Regions from separate parts of the Mus musculus genome. Here regions 1 and 3 are each linked to region 2. Evidence: chromatin loops called from intact Hi-C (ENCODE). Cell type or tissue: heart. All regions are shown on one strand.

The links. A loop is a pair of places that touch in the nucleus more often than their neighbours do. Peaks named below come from ENCODE experiments on the same cell type or tissue, not always from the same donor. Only the 100,000 strongest peaks of a DNase experiment are listed, where the experiment ranks them.
Region 1: a loop joins it to region 2, with 2.7 times the contacts of the local background. A loop is called at or near these places in 3 of 42 quality-filtered maps.
Region 3: a loop joins it to region 2, with 5 times the contacts of the local background. A loop is called at or near these places in 4 of 42 quality-filtered maps.

The regions. Positions count from the first base shown.
Region 1 is chr14:122,481,930-122,489,929 of GRCm38, reverse strand. It overlaps Gm33769 (a long non-coding RNA gene), which reads left to right and starts at 6,940. Exons shown (of 2, transcript XR_383798.4): 1 at 6,940-7,452. It also overlaps a transcript of Pcca not described here. In heart, no CTCF peak of the experiment used is centred here; no DNase peak of the experiment used is centred here; H3K27me3 peaks cover 5,702 bases.
Region 2 is chr14:122,979,559-122,987,558 of GRCm38, reverse strand. It overlaps Tmtc4 (transmembrane and tetratricopeptide repeat containing 4), which reads left to right and starts at 4,276. Exons shown (of 18, transcript NM_028651.3): 1 at 4,276-4,387. In heart, a CTCF peak has its summit at 4,379; DNase peaks (open chromatin) are centred at 4,158 and 4,808; H3K4me3 peaks cover 2,067 bases; H3K27ac peaks cover 1,866 bases.
Region 3 is chr14:122,908,297-122,916,296 of GRCm38, reverse strand. Ggact (gamma-glutamylamine cyclotransferase) reads left to right here and starts at 3,132. Exons shown (of 3, transcript NM_145466.2): 1 at 3,132-3,196. It overlaps Gm46488 (a long non-coding RNA gene), which reads left to right and starts at 5,426. Exons shown (of 2, transcript XR_001781477.2): 1 at 5,426-5,486; 2 at 6,305-6,511. It overlaps 4930594M22Rik (RIKEN cDNA 4930594M22 gene), which reads right to left and starts at 3,267. Exons shown (of 2, transcript NR_155287.1): 1 at 3,005-3,267. In heart, a CTCF peak has its summit at 3,129; a DNase peak (open chromatin) is centred at 3,206; H3K4me3 peaks cover 1,543 bases; H3K27ac peaks cover 1,147 bases.

The DNA.
Region 1 (8,000 bases), 500 kb after region 2:
GACCTGTTTCGACAATGTACCTTGAAAAGGAATACATTGTGTTATTGTGTTAGTTTGCTACAAACCTATTAGAAGAAAAATAGCGTCCATCAGGTCTAACAAAACGCATTTGTATTATACGCACTTATCTGCTTCAAATACACTTCTTGGCACAATGTCTAGGATTCAACTAGATCATCAAGAGCTGGACAGAAGAACACATACCAGTTAGGTAATGATACACAGGCTAAAAATAATAATAAAGAAAGGCTTACTCAGGCCATAATTGCGACTTTTTATTTTTGATGAAGATGCAAACAGCCCTACTTTACATTAAAAACGTGTGGGTTTCTTCGACAAAAAAAAAAAAAAAAAAAATTAAAGATTTGTATCGTGTGACTATTGATCCAGATCCCACAGTTGGAACAAATCTGATCCATTTTCGATAACAATTTGTTTCGGGGAAGGATGCAGGGCAGAAATATAGTATTTTAAAAGCAGAATTAAACGGCTCAAAGATCCGGGTTCTTTAGGGAAATGTGTGAAACAAACAAATCGAAAGCAAGGGTTCCAGCCAAGAGGTTGGGGAGTAGCGCTGCCTAGCAGCAGGAAAGGAAGCACTTCTTGGAAAATCCTCTCTTAAAAATGAATTTAAAGTTTGTTTTAAAGGCATTTTGAACAGAGAGTGAAACTTGAAGCATAGAAATAGGTGGCATTTCAGCGACATGCCTACTGTCTCTTGTACTTCAAACTTTAAGGGGAAAAAAAGAGTCAAATGATGAAGCTAATTTCACTCTGAAATTACTTAGTAGAAAAGATAGCTAAAGTGCTATGCACCCTCCAGGCATCTGCAGAAAACCACGTGCTTTCTAGCCTGCATATTTGGTTTTTCAGCTGCAAGATTGTTGAGAACACAAGAGAATGGTAGGTTGCTAACAGTTCAACTGCATGAGGTAGAGAGAGAGAGAGAGAGAGAGAGAGAGAGAGAGAGAGAGAGAGAACTGACATAAGCTACAATAGCATCCTATGTAAAAATCTATAGTTAAAACTAAATGAGATATTTTGCCCAAATAACTTATTTGTTACATTTCTGAATTAATAAGTTATTGCATGAAAATTTTAAAAAATGTTATTCTGTAACTTTAGACAATGTTCTTGCTATTTTTACAAAATAGCTTGTTAGATTCTTCCAAAAAGCAATTTGAAGTCAGGTGACTAATGTAACTGATCTCTTCATTTGAAACATTTTCTTTAAAAGTGTGTGTGTGTGTGTGTGTGTGTGTGTGTGTGTGTGTGTGTGTTGGATAGTAGTATAGATATAAGTGGTACTTTAAGACTTTTCACTGATAGCTCCATCTCACTGTGTCCAAATCTAATTTTTAAAGCTATTTTATTTGGATTTCAAAAATGGAAATGAAATCCTCTTCCTCAAATTGCATATTATAAAATGAGTTTCTCAAATGTATAAGTTTGACAGAAGAGTAGACATTTTTAAGTTTGACCTTTTTTATTTTACATATACACAAATATACCAAATATAAAAGGACTTTTTTAAAGTCTGTGATTTTCAACTTTAAAAAATATTTTGGGGGTGCTAAAGTTAAGTTTTACAGGGGATGTATATTCGATGTATTTTAATTTGAAGAGATTTTTCAAATCAGCAAATATTTACTAAACAGAGCCTTTGAAAGCCCAGCAAAGGAAGAAAAAGCAAGAGCCTTGCCTTGAAGGTAAACTATGATCAGACTCTTTGTGTTGTACATAATCTTGAAAATCTTCAACTCTCCACCCTTACAAAGGATCTTCAGTAGGATATGAAGACTAAGTATTTCTATTTATTTCTCTACAATTAAGAATATGCATTATGGGGCTGGAGAGATGGCTCAGTCGTTAAAGGCTAGGCTCACAACCAAAAATATAAGAATATGCATTATGATTTGTCTCTACTTAAAGAATAAAAGATCAAATAAACAGATTTCTGTTAACCTTTCCATTTTTTTAGAAGTTATGTTTTTTATTGTTATTTTCTTATTGCTGATACCTAAAAAGAGTTTTAACATTCATCCTAAGCAGCATCTAACGTGAAAAATTTTGGAAAACGTGTTTTCAAAGTACATACATATTTTTGGTTTGCCTCCAGTTAGTAAATGAATTATCATGTCCAATTTCCTTTTGGAATTTGCTTGCCTTTTAGCTCAGAGGTAAGGGGAGTGAATGGGATCAATATATTTTAAGCTTGTCTGCCACACAAGATTATTTCAATGCCATCCTTTGCTGTTGTGTCTCAAAACACAGTGGCCAAGCCCACTGCCGGCCGCCCAGACATTCAGCCGAATCCACCCCTGGGCACAGTCTTCAGAAGGAAAAGATTCGGCTTCCAAAGTTGATTAAAAACAGCCTAGAAATGTCTGCACTCAAAGACATGTGTGGTTGAAGAGCCCAGTAAACTGCTGCAGAGAGGAGGTAGCTGGGGTCTAAGTGTGCTTCACTGGGGAATATGCGGGAGCTTAAAGCAAATCAGATAGACTACAGAAGGGTATCATGTCCACCAAAACCCACAGGTAAAACTCACTCTGTATGATTTGAGTACTGAAAGAGACTGGTTCATATTCTCTCTCTCTCTCTCTCTCTCTCTCTCTCTCTCTCTCTCTCTCTCTCTCTCTCCACCTTAATTTGAAAGAAAAGGAAATGTACACACAGCAGAGACCTACAGAGATATTTGGAAATTGTGGACTTGCTTTGAGTAACTAAGAGACCTTTTGTTTCTCATTTGGCAAACACTTCAAAATATACTCCTCCCTTAAAGTTACCTCCTGGAAGATATAATTAAAAGGCAAGAACTAAGACAGAAAGTGAACTAGGAATGAGGCATATATAGCTTGGTGAATAAAACAGGTTTGTCAACTTCTTCTTCTTGATGATATGTTATTTTCTAGCTTATGATTTTTTAAAAAAATAGTAAGTAAAATCTAAAGACATCCAAACCAGAATCCAATCATGAACAAAAGTGGGAGGTTTTCTGACATGCTTCCATAATAAAATAAAAAACTCTGTCTATATGTGACTGTGCTTCAGTTCAAAATTTGATTCCAGAAACTGGTGCAAATTCTTACTTTTTTGTGTGGCCACAGGAGGAGGAAAATATGATACATTGGGGGATTTTACAGTAGAGCTGTGTTTAGTTTTAATTTTCCTGCATTTTAAAATAAACACTTTGACCAAAGCATGTTTGATCTTTGCAAGAAGGAAGTATACATTGTGAAGGAATGTGCAGAGGTTGGGTATGAAAATGGGGTTGTGACTCACAGCTGCAGGCAGAGAAAAAAAAAGGCGTTGTAGTGTCAGCCAGAGGTGTTCAGTCTAATAATTCAAGCTGTAAACTGTATCCCCTAAAATTACCTACATAATAAATCATTGTGAGAAGAAAAAAAGTTTAGACTAAAAAGTGTAAGTGAAATAAAATCCTCAGGGGAGTACACTGCTGGGACCTATTACAATGATATGAAATTATTTTGTCCAAAACTTTAAGAATTAGAATAATGCTCAAAATTGCTCTAGCACAGTTGATCCTTCCCCCCCCCCCGCGCATAGATTTCAACACATTTTAATATACCCTACCCCAAAAATGGGTTTCCATTTTTTCCTCTTTTAATCACACAGCCAAACTGTTTTATGAGATTTCCCATCTATTAATACAATTTGGAGGGAGGGGTCAAAATACCTTTGTGTTTAAAAAATCAGTTACAACTAAATTATCATATACACATCGAGAATAAGGAAGACAGACGTCCCTCTGAAATTCCCCTAGGTTCCTGTCTCACGTTTCAGTATTGCTCATAGGTACCAAAGAAAACACTAAATTCATGAGAGCTAGTGAATTAGCTTGCCTATACTCAGTGCTTCACTGGAAAACTCCGACACTGCGGTTGATAAAGCCCGAGCCAAAGCCTACAGGCTTGAGAAATGAGACCATTTGGGGGATAGAATGCACCAGTTTGGAGAGGAGCTATGAAGAGGTTGGGTGCCCAGAGAAAAGATGCAACTGTCAAGAGGAAGTTTAAGGACAAGAACATACAAGTCTTCGAAACAATAAGATTGAGGAAGTCAAGAAACAGGCTTGGCAAAACCATATTGAAACAATTTATTTTATAGGATCCCCCTACATTTCCAGAATTAGTGAGCAGAGCCACTCTGAGAACAAGGACTGTTCTTGACGGCTCTTGCAGCGCTTATGAACACTGAGAAGGAGAAAAGGTAAAGCGAACAAGTCTCTTTCGCCTAAGCATTTCGCAGGAAACTAAAAGGAAGGGACGAGAAATACACAAAAGGCAGGCTGACTCCAGAGAAGTTTGCAATAAAGATTAACTGGAAAAAGGAAGTCCACAGCAATTAAAACCTCTACCCTGGCTCATTAGTATTCGTGGCCGAATGTCCAGTTCTCCTGTTTATCTTTCTCCCAGGATCAATATCCTAGCAGCGTGGGCCTGGGAGGAGCCCGAGTCCGGCCCTGCGTGAGTCTGACCTTTCGCGCCCTCCCTACAGGTCAGAGCATCCTCAGAACCACCGGCCAGCGCGGCACCCGCGCTCATTAAATCCGCCATTCATAGAAGTGCGGGGAGTAGTGGGATGGGGGCGGGGGGGGGAGGCGACAGGCAGGGAAAAGGGGGCTGGAGACAGTGGGCAGACAGAAGTAGCCAACTCCAAAGGATTCAGGAAACCACACAAACCGCTGTGGGCCCACTGGGCCCAGAGGACAAAACAAAGCAAAAAAATCCAGCGCAGTATGCACCAGGGCTGCCTGCATCCAGAAGCTGGCTCTGCTCTAGGGCAGTGGTTTTGTTGGCACCGCAACAGGTTTTGGATTTTTACTGAAAAGTAGCAGTAAAAAGCCCTTTGCTCCCATCAAAGGGAACTCAATGCCCACTTGCAGTCGTACCAGGTCAGGAGTGCTCCAGACCTCTCCAGGCCTTGGAGAAATAGCTCCGAGAGAAGCTTGGAGAAGCTTCAACTACTAAGGTTATCGCTGCTGCTGTTAACATTATTACCATCCCCATCCACCTCCTTCTGTAGAGACGCTGCTCCATTCTGCTCCCCAGGGCCACTGACTTAGCATCTGGGGTTTGGGGGACTGGGAGTGGGGGAAGAAGAGACTAAGGCAAGGGTTATTGGGTGGGCACATAGCTTTTCCATCCCCTTAATAGATGGAGGAAAAACTACTCCCTGCCACCACACACACACACACACACACACACACACACACACACACACACACCAGGAAAGTAGAGAGCGCAGCAGGTGGGTAAGACAATCTAGCCCATCACAGCCCCTGGTAACCGGCCTAGGAATGCCAACTGCAGGTATTCCCCCATCACCCACCCACCCCCACTCCCCCAACCCACCCACCCCGCCGCTGTCCTCATCTCAACCTGTAGATTCAAGAAATGGGCCTCACCTATAAGGTCAGGCAGTGGTCCCTCCAAGGACAATAAGGGGGAGTGAGCAACCGCTTACTGGTCTTGTGCCACCCACGCGCATCTCTGCAGCCCCAGGTCCTTCCCACCCGGGAGTGAACCGGTGGTGGAGAGATTCGGAAGCCACAGGAGGTGAGCATATGAGTGGATGATGTGTATTGGCATGGGAGCGCGAAAGGTGTGTCTGTGTGGGTGAGCGGCAGAGTAAAGGGACTCCCGCAAAGCCTGTCTGAAGGCTGTGTTAAGCCAGGTGGGGCTGGAGAGATGCTGGACCCAAATAGGGAGAGAAGCAGAAAGCTGAAGGAGAGGTCAAGTGTTACCTCTTCAAAAGCGGCTCTGCCCTGAAAACAAAAGGAAAGCGGGCTGGGGGCATGCTTAGTGACCTCAGTGCCCAAAGTTAGCATCTTGCATCTTGTAGAGGCGGGGCAGCAGGAGGACCCTGGCCCGGAATTTCACTGCCAGAGGTTTCCGCAGTGGCCATTCAGAGGCGACAAGGGCCCGTTTACCCCTAGTGACCCCCAGCCTTGACCATGAACTCCGACACTTGGGTTGGGCTGCCCTATAGTTGGCTTTACAGGTGGTCTCATTTGTTAAGTCCTACCCTTATCATCATGGCTGCCTTCCCCTCCTCAGGGACTCAGCGGAATGGGTTGAGGTTTTCTGATACTTGGCCACTCAGATCTAGTCTGGAAAGATCTAGACCACCCCCCCCCATAAAAAAGCCCAGCAACTATCCCCGGAGGGGAGGGGGAAGTGAGAGAGTGGAGGGAAGGAGAATGACATTTCTATGGTCTTAGTTCTGAGCTGCAGGTTAAAAATAGAAACCTTTCATTTTGACTTGTCTGCTGAGGTACTCATGGATGTATGGATGTGGAGCTGCAAATTTCTGGGGCATCAGATTATAATCAACCCACAAGTATTTATCGAGCCCTGCTTGGATCCTGAGAGGAGCTTTCCTTGCATGTTCCTATTTCAACATTTTTAAAAATTAAAAACCTATCTGAAAGTTCAACCAATTCTTAGTGAAGTGTTTGTTATTCTGAGGCCTTTATTTCCTAAACTTTGGAAGTGGGCCTAACATCCCTGGAATTATTTCTGACATGATTTAGGGGATAGTAGGATCTGAGTGTCCAATGCATACTTGGTAAAATCTCTGCCTGTCTCTAGCCTCCTATGCTACCAATGAACTCAACAGTACTCAGACATACTTTCCCTAGACCCACCAACCCAGGCAAGATCAAGTTGGATGGCCCAAGCCTTCCTAGTCTAATGCAGCGATGTAGCAAATAACACAGTGCCTGGAGAAACCCGAGCCCCCGTCCAGCCTGTGAGCTACTCTTGATCTCAGGATTTTGTGCGGAAGAAAAAAAACAAAAAACAAAAAACAAAAAAAACACTTGAGACTGAAAACATCCGTCTGAAAAAGAGACAAAGGGGATAGGGGGTGGGGTGGAGGAAGAGCCAAGGTGCCGGCAGAGGGGAGAGGAAAGGGGTCCCGGGCAGTTAAGGATGGTGTGCGGGTACCAGGGTGGCGTTTTCTCTACTGGAGTCCCGCAGTGTCCCGACTGTAACTGCCTCCCCTCGCCCTTGCCGCAAGCAGAACTGACGCGGCCCCTGAGCTGGGAATAACCTCCTCCCTGCCGGGGACTTCGGAGGACATCACTGAACTGGGAGAAGCTGATACCCATGCCCGTTATCCTTGTGGCCATTAATAATGCAGCGAGGATCACGATAATTAATAATAATAATGATGGGCCTCCCGAGGGAGCTCCAGCTGCCTCCGGATAAAGCGAATCTCGTGGTGAGAGGGACTTATTCTGTGGTGAATGGAGTTGAGCGCGAAGGGAGCAGGCTTCTGTTCACAGAAGTTCAAGTTGACAGCGGTGTGGCAAGCAGAGACACCAGTCCTGACGCCGCAGCGAACCCACAGCGAAGCTCTTGGGCCCTGAGGGAGGCCAGGACCAGCTTCAGCTATGAGGCTCTGGAGTGAAGGCAAGGGCAGGTTAGCTTTCAGGCCTATTCTGAGTTGGGGTGACGGGGAGGGAGGGAGGGAGGGCTCGGACATCTCCACTCACCCACCTAATCCCCACTCTCAACCTCATCACCGCCAGGCTCTCCGACTCAGGCGCCAAACTGCTACACCCTTTAAGTACAGCGATTCTGGCATCTTTGGCACTCTTCGCACATATACTATCTCCCTCTTCTCTCATTAGCCTCCGGAAATTCGGAGGGCCAAGAGAAAAGCCAAACAGAGAAACTGGACCAAGCCGACGGGCTGATAACTCCTGTGGACAAAGCCTAGAGGGGCTAGAAGCCATTTTGCTGGAAAGCCTTTCCCAGGGCCTCCATCGGTTCTAGGGTAGAGTAGGAAAGCACTTTTGGGGGATGGTCTTTCTAGCCCAGACCCCCTGCACGTTGTATTTTTCTGCAGAAAACTAACAATGGCGTCATAGACTTACAGCGAGCTCCCCAATAGATTTAAAAAGCAATTGCACTACCTTGACCCTGTGGAGCATCTATTTTGCTCCCATGCTCCCGCAAATAAGAAGG
Region 2 (8,000 bases):
GGAAATTTCAGGGACCATCTATTGGTTAAAGTGCCTAGTTTCTAATTATAACATTCCTGATGCTTCAATTTAGAAGCTTCCAACCTTTCCAGCCCATTTTCTGTATGTGTCTGTGCTGTCCTACATTCTCTAAACACAGAGCTTTCTTTTGTCTGAAAAAAAAGAAAACACGGAACTTTTGTCTGTGCCAGGTTTTTGTTTTGTTTTGTTTGTTTTTGTTTTGTTTTTGGTATGTTTAGCTTTGGCTACAATGTTGACCCTACCAGTCTCTCCAGTTAGATCACTTACCTCTGACTGCATTTGTTTCTGGTCACAGGACTGAACTGCATCCTCCTGCCCACTTGCAGCATGGCTGGCTTACTCCAATGGATTGGGAATGTATATCACTTCCAGGCACTTCCCATCTTCTCCACATAGTGTGTAGAAACTGGAAAGCCAGGGCTTGAAGGCAAAGACTGGAGCCACAGCATGGGTAAAAGGCCCTGAGTTCATTAGTGACTGTGTGGAGCATGCTACACATCTATGACATGAAAGAAAGGGTATTTTTTGCTGGACGAAGTTCCTGAGTACATGGTTCATAACAATATTTAGCTTTCTTTAAAAAGCACTTCTGAGACTGCTCTATTTTATGGCACTTTTAGACAATGACCCCTCTGTCATCTGCACTTCCTTTCTAGCAGTTTCTAGTACTTTCTAGGTACTCACCATTTAATTGTTTAGCCTTATGAGTACAAGTTTGCGTGTTTTGTCTCTCTTTCTGGAATGTACATGTTTGAGAACAGGTGTGGAGATCTCTTGCCACTCTTTAATCTTTGCTAGGTGGACTTCAAGGGTGGGTGCTGCTACCCACTATACACTCTTAAGTGGAACTTTTGTCGAGTGAGCTAGGGTGAAAAGCAAAAAGGGAACTTGTGAGACTGGAGAGGTGGTTAAGAGCCTGTATTACATTTGCAGTGGAAACAAATGTCCAGAACTCCAGCTCCAGGAGATCTGACACCCTTTTAGGGCTCTGTGGGCACCTGCACCTACACAGTTATAAATAATCTTGGTTTTGGTTTTGGTTTTGGTTTTGTTTTTGTTTGGTTTGGTTTTGTTTTTAAGTCAAAGAGGCTCCGAGTTCCTTATCTTCTCCTTTGGGTCAAGGGGATCTCATTAAGACTTTAAAAATGATGTGTTTATAAAAAGATAAACAGAGAGGGGGTTATGTTCTATGCTGGGGAGAGGGTGTGGGGGTGATGTATTGGGGGGGGGTCGGGAATGTCTCAACGGACCCATGCTGAGGCTTCCCTTCCCCCTGAGGGACTGGCCACATGAAAGTATAGTATAGAGTTTATTCAGGGCATGGGGAGGAGAGTTAAGAGGGTAGTAGAGGCAGAGAAAGGCAGAGGCTGGCCATGGCCATGAGCACGTGGAGAGAGGGGAAAGGGAAGAGAATGGGGAAAGGGGGAGCAAGAACAAGAGAGAGGTAAGAGATCAAGAGAGGGAGGAGGGGGCAAGCATCCTTTTTTATAGTGGGTCAGGCCTACCTGACTTTTTGCTAGGTAACTGTGGGGAGGAGCATACCTGGCTGTTGCCAGGTAACTGTGGGGGTGGAGTTTAGACAATGCTAACAACAACAACAACAACAACAAAAACCCCTAGTCACACTAACTGAATCCACCTAAAATGTAAACATTTCAGAGCTCAACATGTTAAATGCCAAACACTATAACCATTCCCTAAACTATAACCAAATCAGCTTTGGTCTAAAATGTCCTAAAACCCAAAATTGATAACCACTCCCCAAGCTGTAAACAAATCAGCTTCAGTCCAAGATGTAAAAATTGATGATTTATAAGGCTTTAAAGTATTTTAAATTCTCTATTAAACATTAATTTCAAATCTAATGTTTACTTAACTTGTACATGTAGTAGTGTGGAGGGTATGGCCTATGGGGCTGAAAGGCACTTGGCAATTAGGATGTCTACATAAATTTGTCTTTCAAATATGTTTTGTTTACTCATACAAACATTCATTATAATACCATGCTAATATAATATCACGCTTAGACATATCATGGAGCAGGAGCAGTTGTTTGGGCAGAAACACCATGTACAGGGACGGATTCACAGGGAAATCTTCTCATAGGCTTGATCTTCATCCTCCATGAAGTCCTTCAACTGTGGCAGGCTGGGGATGGCACTGAAGGAGATCCTAGGAGGTCCTTGTGAGCATAGGCCAGGAGCCATCACAGGTAGGCCTGTGTGGGCCCAGTGACACACAGTGCCAGAAGTTCAATGGTCACTGAGGCCAGGGCCATACACAGTCTCAAGTCTTCTTGCTGATGGGAATCCACACTGAGGTTAGAGAAGCCTTGTCTCTGGAGCAGGACAGTTTGATCCTAGAGTAGAGACCACTCCCAATCTTTCAATTTATGTATTACTTCATTAGATGGTAGATTTGTGCTATCAGGGTTCACAGATTGTGACTAGTTGACCAGCATAGGAAGTGTCTACCTTGGGGAGTATTTCATTAGCTTAGTAAAACCTGTCCTGGACTTGACTTGTATTCAAGCTGCCAGGTGGCCAGCCTGGAGCTTGTAATTGTGGCCTGGCTCCTATCAGAGCTGCCTGGTGGCCAGTTTCTTTTTGCTTGTTTGTTTGCTTGCTTTTTTTGTTTGTTTGTTTTTGTTGTTGTTGGTTTTTAGAGATATTGATTTCTCTGTATAGCCCTGGCCGTCCTGGAACTCACTTTGTAAACCAGGCTGGCTTCGAACTCAGAAATCCGCCTGCCTCTTGGTGGGCAATTTCTATCTCACATACATTGCATTATTGCAAGTCGCACAAAATTGTTACTAAGTTACACAATTTCTTTAAACTTATATTCCTAACAATCAGTCAGTTGGTGGAGGAGGCATATAAAGGTAGAGGCACTTATAAATCAGGACCTTGACCATTCATTAGATGCCAGGACTAAAGCCGACTTTGGTTTGTGATACTCTGGCTGTCACAGACCACCAGAAGGAAGGCAGAGAAAGCATGACGGATGTCTTACTATTTGAGATGTGGTGGCATATACAAGGGGAGAAGCTAAGTGGGGAACTAGATAAATAGGTTTGAACTCCGAGAAAGCAAGGAAAAGAAGTGTAAATCTGAAATGTATTGATTGGAGTGTTGGCAGCAGATTAAATCATACAGGGAAATTTGTGGAGTAGGAGAAAAGGATGAGGCTTTTAAAACTCTTAGCGATCATTCAGGGCAGGCAAGCCAGTCAAATAGACTTGGGGGTGGGGTGGGGGAGGGGGACAGGAGAGAGAAAAGGCAATAGGCATAAAGAAGAGGGCATTTTAAGGAGGAGGAAATTGTGAGATGAGGTAGCATTGGGAAGCAAAATGTCCTCTGGCCTTAGTAAGGGCAGAAGACAGCAGAGGTGACTGGCAAATGCAGTTTCCCTGAATGAAAGCCAAATGAATGAAGTTGGAAACAGCTGTGGTTGGGGGTGGAGGTGGGGGTGGGGGAGGGGAGAAGCACTCTGCTTCAGCGATGAAGGGCAGCGAAAGGCAGGGTGACACATAGAGCAGAGGAAAGCTTGGAAGTCACTTGGTGCTGAGGATGCGGACTCCACTCCAAAGAGGGAGACAGATCAGAGACTGATGCTTTGAGGAGGGTCGGAGGTCATTGAGGTTTGAGGTCTGTAAGTCTGGTAGTGGAAAGTACAAAGGTTTTTTCTCTTGAAGGTGGCAGCACAAATAAGTACTAGGAGTGGAAACTGAGTGGGTGACCTTCCCATCAGGAGGGAGGTGTAGCACCTAGTGGTCGTGACTGTATGGCACTGCTCCAAAGGAGGCGCAGTCCTGAGGTTGCACGGCCTTAGGAGGAGGAAGTCACTTCCCGTTTCAAAGGGAGAAAGTGGGGACATTTCTTCAACAACTTCAGACAGAAAGAAGCGTGGAGTTGAGATTTTCTGCAGGGATTCCACAGCCCTCGGCGGAACGTGCGAGACAAGCCAGGAATAGGCTTAGAACGCACGGATCCGCAGGGAACAGCGGCCAGGCCCGGGAACCGCCGCTGCTGCTTCGCGTCCCAGCTGCGCTTTCTCTTCCCAGCAAAGCCTGTCTGCCCCTGCGCCTCCTTCGTGGCGAGCGCTCTGTTCCGACGTCACTCCGACACGGACCAATAAGCGGAAGAGGAGAGCGTGAGTGATGGAAAGGGCAACCGATGGTCCCGCGGCGGGAGGCGGGACTAGACGGGAGCGGGCAGCCGCGAGTGGGAAGCGGCGCGGCGGGGGGCGGGACGCGGCGGGGTGGGAGTGGGAGGGCAGCCCCTCCCCTGGCGGCGGCGGGCTGGGGAGCCGCCGGAGTTTAAGCACGCGGGAGGGGAGATGAGATCGCGGCTCGTGCTCCTTGCAGGTAAAGCGCGGGGCGGCCCGCTGAGGGCCGAGCGCAGCTGCAGGGCGCTCGGAGTTGGGCGCGGGCTCCCGGGCTCTCAGCTGAGCCGCCAGCCCTGCGCTGGGGCCCGGGGGCGGCGCCCGAGCTCTGCACCTCTACTAGAGTTAGCTCCGACACTCGAGCTGCCTCCCGCGGACGCCGCCCCGGGCGGTCTGCGCCTGGGTAGAAGCCGCACCCCGGACAAAGAGCGCGCGGTAAGGGTGCGCGCCCCGAGCTCAAGCTCCGGCACTGCCCTGCTACGGCCGAGGTCGCCGAGCCAGACCCTTGCCTGCTACTGTCTGACCCAGCCGTGCAACAGCTTTGTAACCCGGGAGTCCACCGGGTGCAGCGGCCACCTGGCCGCGGGGTCCCCGCGCCTGGTCGCCAGCTGGCCAAGGCACGGGCGACGGCTGGACACAGCCGGGTAGCTTGGCCGCCCGCCCAGGGTTACACGGAGAGCCACCCAGCAGAGCCAGGAGTGCCAGTTACTCTACGCTCAACTGTGGAGCAAAGCTGGTACCACTGGCCTGGGAGCCTGGAACGGCTGCCAGGAGTTGGGGGAGCCAAGCAGGTGGTGTAGCAACCGCCTCACCTCCTGCGAACTCCACGGGGAGTCTGGGTTGTTGATGTTGTGACTGTGGGCTGTTTGTGTTTTCTTTCTTTTTATAACTACACACAAAAGAAAGGAGGAGTTAGAGGACAGATATCTCCACTGAATCATCCACACTTTGCTCTCTCCCCGTGAACAGATGGATGGGGAGAATTATAGTAAGGATTGACTGGAACCATTTTTGCCCCTTGTACCTGCATCCCCCGAAAGCTGTGCACTATAGGTGGAACTGGGGCAAAGTGAGGTATGCTCGCCCACCTGGGTGGGAAAATGGTTACATGCTAGCAAAGTGGAAACTTTCTGAGGCAGAAATTCTGAATGTGAAACCTCAGATGGGCAGCCACTTCTTGAATTAGGAAGATGGGTCACAACAGGATTCACCTTACTCTGCTTTTGGCCCATCACTACAGAGGATGGCTGGCTCCTTTGCCTCTAGCACAATGTGTGCTAGCTCTCTCTGCATCGTGCCAGATACGGGTGGTCAGAAACTATCACATTATTTAATCTGATTTCTAGAGGCAAGGTTGCCCTCCATCCTGAAGGGCAACTGGCCCTGGATGCATTGCCCTTAATGTAAAGGACAAGAGGCTCTCCATGCCTGTGGAAGAGTCTCCAGTTAGGTGGCTGCAGCCGGTTCCCCGTTTTCCCGGGGTGAATCAATTAGGTTGGGTCACTCTGCCTCATTGCAGCCAGGGCTGCTGTGACCATTGTTATCGGAAGCTTACAGTTCACAGCTCAGTGCCATTTAGCCTCTGGGGAGATATTGTTTGAGGTCTTTTTGACCTTTTGATTATTGACAGATGAATATATTTTAACCCCCTATAAAACCGAGGCTTAATATTAAGAGTTTGAGTATTGGGGATGGAGACTACTGGTTTGTTCCACATTGAACCTCTCTAAGGAGCCAGTTCAGAGAGTTCAGGAGACACCAGAACACAAGCTTTGTTACTGTGACTGTCTCTTCAGACTACTAGTAATAGGTTCAGTGTAGATGGGTCATTGCTGGAACTGGAGCCACTGTGCACATCCTGTTTAGCACCTCCTTACAGTGAGCTACCATCCAGGCTGTGGCTGAGGAGCCATGGCTCCCAGTCAGGGTATAACCTGGAGAAGACCATTAAGACATGTTGCTTAGTCAGAAACAAAGTATTCTTTCCTATACCCTGACAGGGATATGAAGATCTCTGCCACCTTGTGGGGCATGGTTTCATCTACCCATGCACCAGGCCTTATTTGTAGAACAAGGGTCATTTCCTATTGGAGGAAGGAGAGTTGGAATCAGGGTTATTTGTGTGGTGTGAAATTTGTATAGGATGCAAAGTCTCCTTGCCTGGGAAGTCGTATGCTGTAGATCTGCCCAAAAGAAGGGTTCCTCTTATTTGGTACACCCTGTCACCTGGTGGGCAGTGCTGGATGTTAAACCGCACCATGAGCATTAAGGCAGGTGATCAGGAACTGTGAATTGGTCAAAACAGTAGAGACTAACTAACTGCTTGTATTGCTTCACTCAGTCCTTACCACAGCCTAAAGACTGTTCCTTAGGGAAACAATGTAGCTCAAGGAAATGTAGCCACCAGTTCATGTGCATCTGTCTCCAGAATCATTGCTATGGACTGCTGGAGTGGATTCTGAGAACATCACATGGCTTTCTAATGCATTATGACTTTTTTGCATTTTCTGATAAAAGGCATGTTCTGGACTGTTTGGCTATATGTGCAAAGACAAGCCTTTTAAACAAATGGGAGCATTTGAATATTTTCACTGCAACAAAGCAGCAAAGGCATTGGACTTAGGGGAAGTCCCCTGACAGAGCAGAGATGCTTCCATGAGATGGCAAGAGCCAGTGAAGACTGGGCATAAGGGTGGAGGATAGAATGCCTGCACCATAGTGTTCTATGGTTTTGGTCCCCACAGGGGAAAGAGATCAATTTGACATCAACTCATTCATTCAGTTGACATCCCAGAAATGAGAACCTGGTCCACCAGGGCACCGCAGATGTTGGAGACCCACAGCCCATCCTACATAGATGTGTGTTGTTGCTTCAAAACCAAAATGATTGGCTTGGGCTGTGAATGAGTAGTCAGGGGAGGACAGTGGCTAATTTAAGAACACAGATTACTTCATCAATCAGTAATCATACAGCTATTTGAACTTCCTAACAAACTGATTACATATTCAAATGTTTACGGCTCAGCCTGAGAATATCAGAACTAGTTATATGGCCTTTTGTAGATCTCACGTACTCTGTTATACATTTAAAATTGGCATAAACCATTTGTTTTCCTGAACATTAATTTTCCAAATCAAAGAATACATTTAGACCTTTGCTTTTTAAAGTCATGGTGTCTTCTTTTTCTAAAATTTGAAGTAGCAGGAGTAATTTCTTTGCTAGAATGTAAAATAGCAATCAAGGTGTTTGTGATGACCTGACTACAGTTAGAATTTAAACAGTGGTTTACATTTTTCAGTGGAAAGAAGAAAGCTAGAGAAAGTGGGTGGATTATTCCCCCAGCACTTGCTAAGAGCAGGCCTTACATCAGGCAGTGATGCTCAGGGGACAAGCAGAAGAAGAGTCAAGGCTTTTGTGTCTGTATTGTAAATGGACTCTGCCTCTGGAAAGGATCAGTGCTGCCATGGAAAGGTGTTCCCTGCTGCCCGTCACCCTGTAAAAGGTGATTATCCGGACAAAAGCCCTTTAAAAGAAATGTCTGCGGCCTGAGATTCCTATTTGGTTGACTTGTTGATTTATGTATTTACTTGAAGATCTGGAACCAAATATACTCAGGCTGCATCCCAGTCAAGGGACTGGGATTTTCTTTCACTGGTATGAAAGATGAATGGAGGCTGTCTTCTTAATAGGGAGGACCAGAGCTTTTACAGCAAAAGCTAGTACTAAAGGAGATATTCCAAAGACTGTTCAACCTCACAGAAAGTATAGTGATAGCCAGCCTCCTCCAAACATCCATTAAACCCCAGGGACTCAG
Region 3 (8,000 bases), 71 kb after region 2:
TGAATCTAAGCAAAAATTGCACGAGTCCTGAGTTTAAATTAAATACTACAGATGATGTTGAATTTGTTATGATATAATGTAAGGACTTTAGATTTTTAAGGAAGATATACAATGCTGGATGTGGAGATACACAGCAGGAGAATGGTGAGCTTGAGGTCATACTGGACTACATAGCAAGTTCCAAGTCAACCTAAGCTACTTAGTGATATTTAGTAAAGGGAGTGAGGAAGGGGAATAGGTCTCATGGTGGCAGGCATGGGGATATCCCAACATCTCTAAGCCTGGTCCAATTCAAGGCCGACCTAGATTTCCTTGGGAGCTTAGCCAGGTCTGTGGGTCTACCCAGCCTGGTTCTTGCCTTCCTGTTCCATCACCCCTACCTGGTGGGGATGAGAAAACAAAGTTTGTCAATGGAGAGAAATGTTTGTCAGGGCTACCTTTGGAAATGTAATTTGCCATACACATCTGCAATAGTGTTTATCCACTTCTGGACTACCCTTTGGTCAGAATCATAACAAAGGCTATGCTAAATACCCTGCCTAGCAAGTGTCATGCCATTGGAGCATTCCCTCACTGTTACACTTGCACCAACTGACTGACATCAGGAAACATGCCATTCCTTTCCCCAACTTGGTCCCATACACAGCACTAAACTTCAAATGATATCACAGACTTCCACTTTTATATATTCTGGTTACCTCCAACTTTAAAATTCTAAATTTCCAACCCGTTTGTGGTAACTTGTGATTGCAGCTCTACAAAGGTAACTCAGTAGCAAACTCTCAGTAACACCACTGTGAGATTAGCCAATCATATCAGAGTGTGAGACTTCTCTCTCAACAATGGGATGAGACTCAGTCATCACCTACGCCTGAAATAATGAATGGGAGCCATCTTGGCCCTAGTGTGCTTAGTAGCTTAGTTTGGTTCTTGGTGCACCCATTTTACAAAAAGAATTGCCTCGTTGAGATACTTGGACTTTGTTAAGGTGAGGGGTTTTGTTTGTTTGTTTTGCTTGTTTTTATGAGATGCTAAGATGATTCTTTGCGTCTACCAAGCTTTCATTAGTAAAATGGGAAATAAAACTTTTCACAGAAGTATGAGGAAGTTTAAGTAATACATAGACATAAGAGCAAAACACATTTTAAAAAATTCTAAAAACATTCTGATAAAGTATGTATGGAGGGCTGGAGAAATGGCTCAGCAGTTAAAAGCTTCCACTGCTCTTCCAGAGGTTCTGAGTTCAATTCCCAGTGACCACATGGTGGCTCACAACCATCTATAATGGGATCTGATACCCTCTCGTGATGCATCTTTAGATAGTGACAGTATACTCATATACACTAGTTAGATAGATAGATAGATAGATAGATAGATAGATAGATAGATAGATAGATAGATAAAAGTAGTTGCATGGTAGAATTTACTTTTCAGCAAACAAGGTGATAAGGTTGGAAGAACTTTGGAACAAGACCATGAATCTCAGGGTCAGCTTTCTTGCTTGTGTGGTGGTTTGAATGAAAATGACCCCCATAGACACAGAGTGGCATTATTGGAGGTGGCCCTTGTTGGAGGATGTGTGTCACAGGGGCTGGGCTTTCAGTATCTCTCTCTCTTCCTGCTGTCTGATTATCTGGATGTACAACTCTCGGCTACCTAACATCATGTCTGCTTTCATGCTGCCATGCTTCTCACCATAACAATAATGGACTAAACTCTAAAATATAAGCCAGCTCCAGTTAGATGGTTCCCTTTATAAGAGTTGCTGTGGTCATGGTGTCTCTTCACAGCGATAGAAACCCTAACTAAGATATCATAAGTCATTTTTAAAGGTTCAGTGACTATCAAAGACAGATGAATCTGATTTTACCATATTTACCTGGAACCTGGGATTAGTTGCTTATTTACTTTGTGCCCCAGTTGCTTCCAGTAAATACAATGGGACCACTACTGGTTTTATTGATTTCTCCACTGTAAAATGAGATTGTGGTAAAGGAGTAACTTCAAGCATACTTAGACCCTTAACCTTCTTCTTCAACGATTTAGTTTTGTAAATTAGCTTGCCGCATTATGAGTGGCTCTGAGACTTTCGTAGTACTGCTTTGTTCTTCTCTCCATGCCTCCTTCCCTCATCCCTGCCCATCTTTGATGTCATGTGTAATCCTATTACTCCCTGTTTCTCCCCTTCCCAGGCCCTCCTTTAAGACCCCATTTTCCTTCTCATGGTCCTCTTTCTATAAAATTGGTGGTTTATAAATGTGATGATTGTTCAGGGTTCTTGTAGACTTGGACATCTATTTAAAATACAACCACTTCAGCATCATTTGATGCTACGTGAAAACCAAGAATATAACACGATTTCAAGTACTCCACATACACAAAGTCAAAGGGATGGGAAATGATGAAAGGAAAAGCAGTAGTCATATAGTTAATTTGGGTCTCGATGAGGAGACAATGGGTCTCTAGTCTCACCATCTCTGTGACGTTGCTTTCACATCCCGATAGGGACATATAGAACTCTCCAGCATCACGCCTGCCTGCATTCTGCCATAGGAACATCCTTCCATGATAAAGATCTCTAGAGAAAAAATTGCCCTCAGCTTTTGGTTCTCATACATCTTATGTCCTAAGGGTAGGATGTAGGGGAAAGCTAGTTCTTCCATTAGCTCCTAAACAAGTTTTATTTTAAAAAGAGTTGGTAAGTAGGCAGAATTGCTACAGTTACCTGTATCCCGTAGGGATATGTACGAGCAGATGCGATGCCTTAATTGTCCTGTGGAGCCTTCCTCAGATCTGAGTTTAGCATCACCTCAGTGTCTATGTGAAGGGGTGAGTCTCTCTGAAGTAGTGAATCTTAGGCGTGTTTGGGTCTAACGTGGAGTCAAAGCATGTGTGATGTAGAGCTGAACCTGGTGGGAGCAGTCGAGCCCGTGTCTGGTGGTGGGAGTGGTGGTGGGGAGCTTGCTTGCTTGCATTTCGGAGGAATGTGGCTTCGGGTTCTTACCTGCGCGGTTCCGGCACATGGGGAGTGGCGTGCGCGCTGCCAGGTGCGCTCCGTGGCGCTGCCGGGGCGGGCGGAGCGGCGAGAGACCAGCAGGAGCGCCGCCCGGGGCGGTTTGGTTGCGACACCCGCCCAGCTGGGCATTTCCGCTCCGTGGTCCGGGCGCGCTCCTCGTGATTCCCCCGACCGCTGCAGGTGAGGCGCCGAGGCGGGCTGGGACTGGGAGCCTGGGGGCGGCTTAGGGACTCTGTCACCAGCCAGCGAATGTCCGCTAGCGTCCCGGCGTATGGGTCTGCCTGGCGGAACGCGCTGGGCGGAGCGCGCATTTGACCCCCCACCCCCACCCCGGAAAGCTGCCCGGGCGGCCCGTGCTGTGACTGCTACCGGAGCGGAGCTGATGCTTGCTCTCGCGGGACAGACAGCTCCAACAGGTAGCTTAAGATCCTAAGGGAATGTGGCTAGCGGTTTTCAAAAGAAATGTTTTTTTAATTTTACTTTAGGAGTCACTTATGTGTGAAGAGTCCAAAACCTGAAAAAGAATCCTAAACCAACTTCTGTTGGTCCGTTTCACATCTGGATTTCCTTTGGAACCAGTAGTAAAACGCCTGGAACTTTGGCGATCCATCCCTTTGATTCTATCCGTGGTTATTATTGCTGTTTAACTCTAATCAACGAGTTATAACGTTACAGCCTCGCTTAAAACCCATTTGAGGTGTGCGTGTATTTTAACTTAGCTTAACTCCAAGCTCATTTATTTATGTTAAAAGATTTCTTCTAATTGAAGTCTTTCTCCTGGTCTGTTTCCTGTAACTGAAGTGCTTGCTAAGTGAGGAACTCTGCAGTTTGGCCTCATTTTCCTGAACCTTCTCTGAGAAGTCCCTGAGTAAGCAGGCCAGACTTCAACAATAGAGGGCATTTTTCTCTAAAAGCTAGTTTGCAAAGTTAATTGGTGGATTTTTTTTTTTTTTGTACTGAACCTTTTATTTAAACTAGTGAACTTACAAACCATGTCCTTAGCATGCAAAAGGCCCAAGATTGGCTCTCCAGCACTGGAAAATAAGCAGACCAAGTTGGGATTAGGAATGTGGCTCAGTGGTAGAATTCACCCTTCTGTGTGAAGTGGTGAGCTGGACTGACGTCTGTCTGTGGTGGTCATTAGTGGATGGCAGTGTGTGGTACAGAACCAAAACCAAAACCAAAACCCTGCAAAGGTTAATTTTTTTTAAGTACAGGATCAAGCCAGGTGTGGTGGCTTATGTCTGTGATTCCAGCACTCAGAACGCTAAAGCAGACCATCCTGGGATATGCAAGATCTTACATCAAAAAAATATCAAAACCAAAACAAATAAAAGTTTCTTCTTTATCTAGTAAGAACTTTTGAGAGCTCCAGTTCTGTCTGTCAAAGCTTGAAAAGGAGTCATGGGATGACTCTTTATTGGCCTTGGCCAGGGTCTTGTTAGGGGAGAGGACCCTCTGCCCTACAGACTAGTGCTGTCATGTTTGAAGAGGGACATGGTCCATGGGAAGGTAGCAATAGGAAGACGACATCAAATGATCTTAGCAGCCTTCTCTAGAACATTCCCCATCTGAAGCCAGTAAATACTGGAAATTTTATTTGGAGACTCTGAGCTAACAATAACCACCCAGCATCTTGACTAACACTCATCCTTCAGTCAAAGGCTTCCCTGTATTGTCCCACCCCTATAGCCATGGGTATCTATCTCCCCTCTTTGTCCTAGTGGTATGCTTGCTGGGCATCTGTTTCACCTGTTTCAATGCCACATTATTTGGTAATTTTTATGTGCTATTGACTCTTTGCTGGACTTCAGACTCCAGCTAGATAAGAACTACCCTATGTTGTTCATTCCTGTTGACCCTAGTGCCTTCTACATAGCCACAGAGTAGGAAAAAGTAACATTTTGAGATAGGCTTAGTGAGAGTTGAAGAGGAACCAACCAGACATTGTGCATTTGTTCAAATAATTACATCTGCTTTATAAGAATAGAAAATGGTTTGTCCACATTTCTAGGGTATACTTGACAGAGAATACCCAGCCACTGCCAGTATGACAATGTGTCCTGAACATCAGCTTCCTAAGGCAAGAAGCTAGTAGATGTGCTGGGTGTGCCACTCTCTGGTTGGCTGTGACATACTGTTGGATATATTGGCTTCCAGAAGCTGAGTTGTCTGCCATCCCTTACTAGAATCTCTGGTCACTTTCCCCGTATGCTAACTGGCAAATGTCTCAAGCAAATTCTGAACTCCAGTGGCCCTAGTGTCAGTACATAGGTTGAGCATTCCTAATACAGAAATTTGTTATGCTCTGAAATCCAAAACTTTCCTAAGTGACAAAAGTGTTGGATTTCACACTGTTTGTATTTCAGGTTTTTATGTTAGAAATGCTTGACATTAACTCTTCAATTAAGTCACCCCAAAATCTGAAAACTTCCAGCATCTAAATAATTTCTGGTCCCATGGGTTTCAGGTAAGGGCTACTCAGTCTGTTGTTGTTGTGTGGTCTTTGACTGTAACAAAATCACTAGTGACAAATGGATAGATACCAGACATGGTGTTCACCATGTGGTTGCAGAACGTCTTTGAGTGGCTGTTGTGAGCAATGCTGTGAAGGAATGGGGGACAGGGAGCCCCATCACTTACAGTACCATTATTACTGCCAAAAGGATTTTATAGAATTTATTTTATGAGCACAAAAAGTTAAATTATCAAGAACATCAGTTACAAGCCAGGCGTCATTAACACACACCTATAATCCCAGCATGTGGGAGGTGGGGGCAGAGGGATCAGGAGTTCAAGGTCAGTCTTGGCTAAATAGTGAATTTGAGGTCAGCCAACTGCAAAAGACCTTGTCTGATAAAAACAAAAGTAGAGCAACTATAAAACTGTTAAGTAGGAAACCAATGTATGGATTTCTTGTGTTGATGAGTAAATTAAAAAGGAATTAGCATTTACCAGAGACAGCTATATGCCAGACATGATTATATCTGGGATGCATTCTGTTACTTGGTTCAGTTTATTCTGTGATTTACCCTTCTTTCAGATGGAAATGGACAGTATTTGAGGGCTAGAGTCTCACTTATTTTCTTCACATGAAAGTCATTATTTGCCCTTTTTTTCAGTGCTATAACTGAAGTTCAGAAAGATGGGATGCTTGAACCATGGACAGGCACTCAGACAAACAGTTGGCTTTTCTTGAGTGTAAAGTGCAGTGCAGCTTGTTCAAAAGTCTGTGTTCTTCTGTTTTCTTTAGTTATTTTGATGCAGGGTCTTTAACTTGTTTTCTAGGCTGGCCTGGACCTTTCAGTCCTCCTGACTTGGGTTCTCAAGTGCTGTGACTCAGACATGCCTTATCACACCAGGTGTTTGTTCTTGTGTCTACCCCGCACTGGCTCCTGCTGCCAGAGTAACACTAAGCACGTCTGATCTGAAGGACATTGGTACACTCCTGGGAAATTGTGTTGTCATAATAAATTATAAGTAGAAGACATTGTATTACGTAGTGGCTCTTGTCATGTTCGTTGCAGACATGGGTGATTTATCTGAGTCACATTGCAAGGCTTGATCAGAATTTACCCACTCCCACAGGTGGTTTTTCTACGAAGACTCCTGTACCTCCCTATATTTTGATTCCCTATTTGCATCTTTTTTCCTTCTTCCTGCCTGCCTGTTGGACCAGCATAGTTATAATCATTGCTGGACTTTGTTCTGTCTGTAATCAAACTAAAGCTGGGAGCTGCTCCCAGCTTTCACATAGGCAAAGGGGCAAAGTTTTGGAGGCTGAAAACTGTTGGAGGGAGTGGCCTTTATTGTTTGAATAATCTTGTGGTGATGAAAATAATGATATTTTAAAGGGCAAATACATACTAAACTTGAAAAATCCTCTTTTGTGATTTGAGTTTTAATTTATCTCTCAAGTGCTGTGACTCAGACATGCCTTATCACACCAGGTGTTTTAGTTGAATTCAACTTGAGGTAGTACAAGCTCTGATAGAATGTGAATTCTTTAGGGAAAGTGAAGAAAAACAGGCTTAATTTTGAGTTTGGTGCTTTTAGTTTAGGTTGTTTTTTTTTTTCTTCTTCTTCTTCATTTTTTCCTTTTATTGAAAAAATGTTTTTTCTCTTACAATATATCTTGATTACAGTTTCTCCTCCCAACTCTCCTTCCTCTCTGGATCTACTCCCTTTCTGTCTCTCATTCGGAAAACAAAAACAAACAAACAGACAGACAGACAGACAGACAGAAAACCAGGCTTCTATGAGATAGCAGCCAAACATAACAAAATAAAAATAATAAGATGAAGCAAAAGCCATCAATCACACTGAGGCTGGACAAGGCAACCCAACAGAAGGAAAAGAGCCCCAAGAGCAGACACAAGAGTCAGAGACCCACTCATTCACACACTCAGGAGTCCCATAAAAATACTAAACTGAAAGCTGTAATTTATACTCAGGCCCTGTGCAGATCCATGTAGGCCCTGTGCTTGCTGCTTCAGTCTCTGTGAGTTCATATGAGTCCTGCTTAGTTGACTCAAAGGGCCCTGTTCTCCTGGTGTCCTCCATCCCCTCTGGTTCTTAACACTCTTTCTGCCCCTCTTCTCTGGTCCCTGAGCTCTGAGGGGAGAAATTTGATGACATCTCATTTAGACTCTCTCTCCCTATAATGTCTGACTGTGGGTCTCTGCTTCTCTTCCCATCTGCTGCTGGAGGGAGCCTCTCTGACGATGACTGAATGAGACATTGATCTATGTATGAGTATAACAGGATATCATTAGGAGTTGTTTTAGTGATACTTTTTTTTAGGACCAGTCGTGTTTGATTTTTCAGCTAGGTCTCTGGGCTATCTAATCTTGGTTCTTGGTCACACACCAACTCATGAAGTGGACTTTAAGTTGGATCACACATTGTTGGCTACTCCCACAAGTTCTGTACCACCATTGCTCTAGTATATCTTGCAGGCAGATCAAAGGGTCTGTGGCTGAGT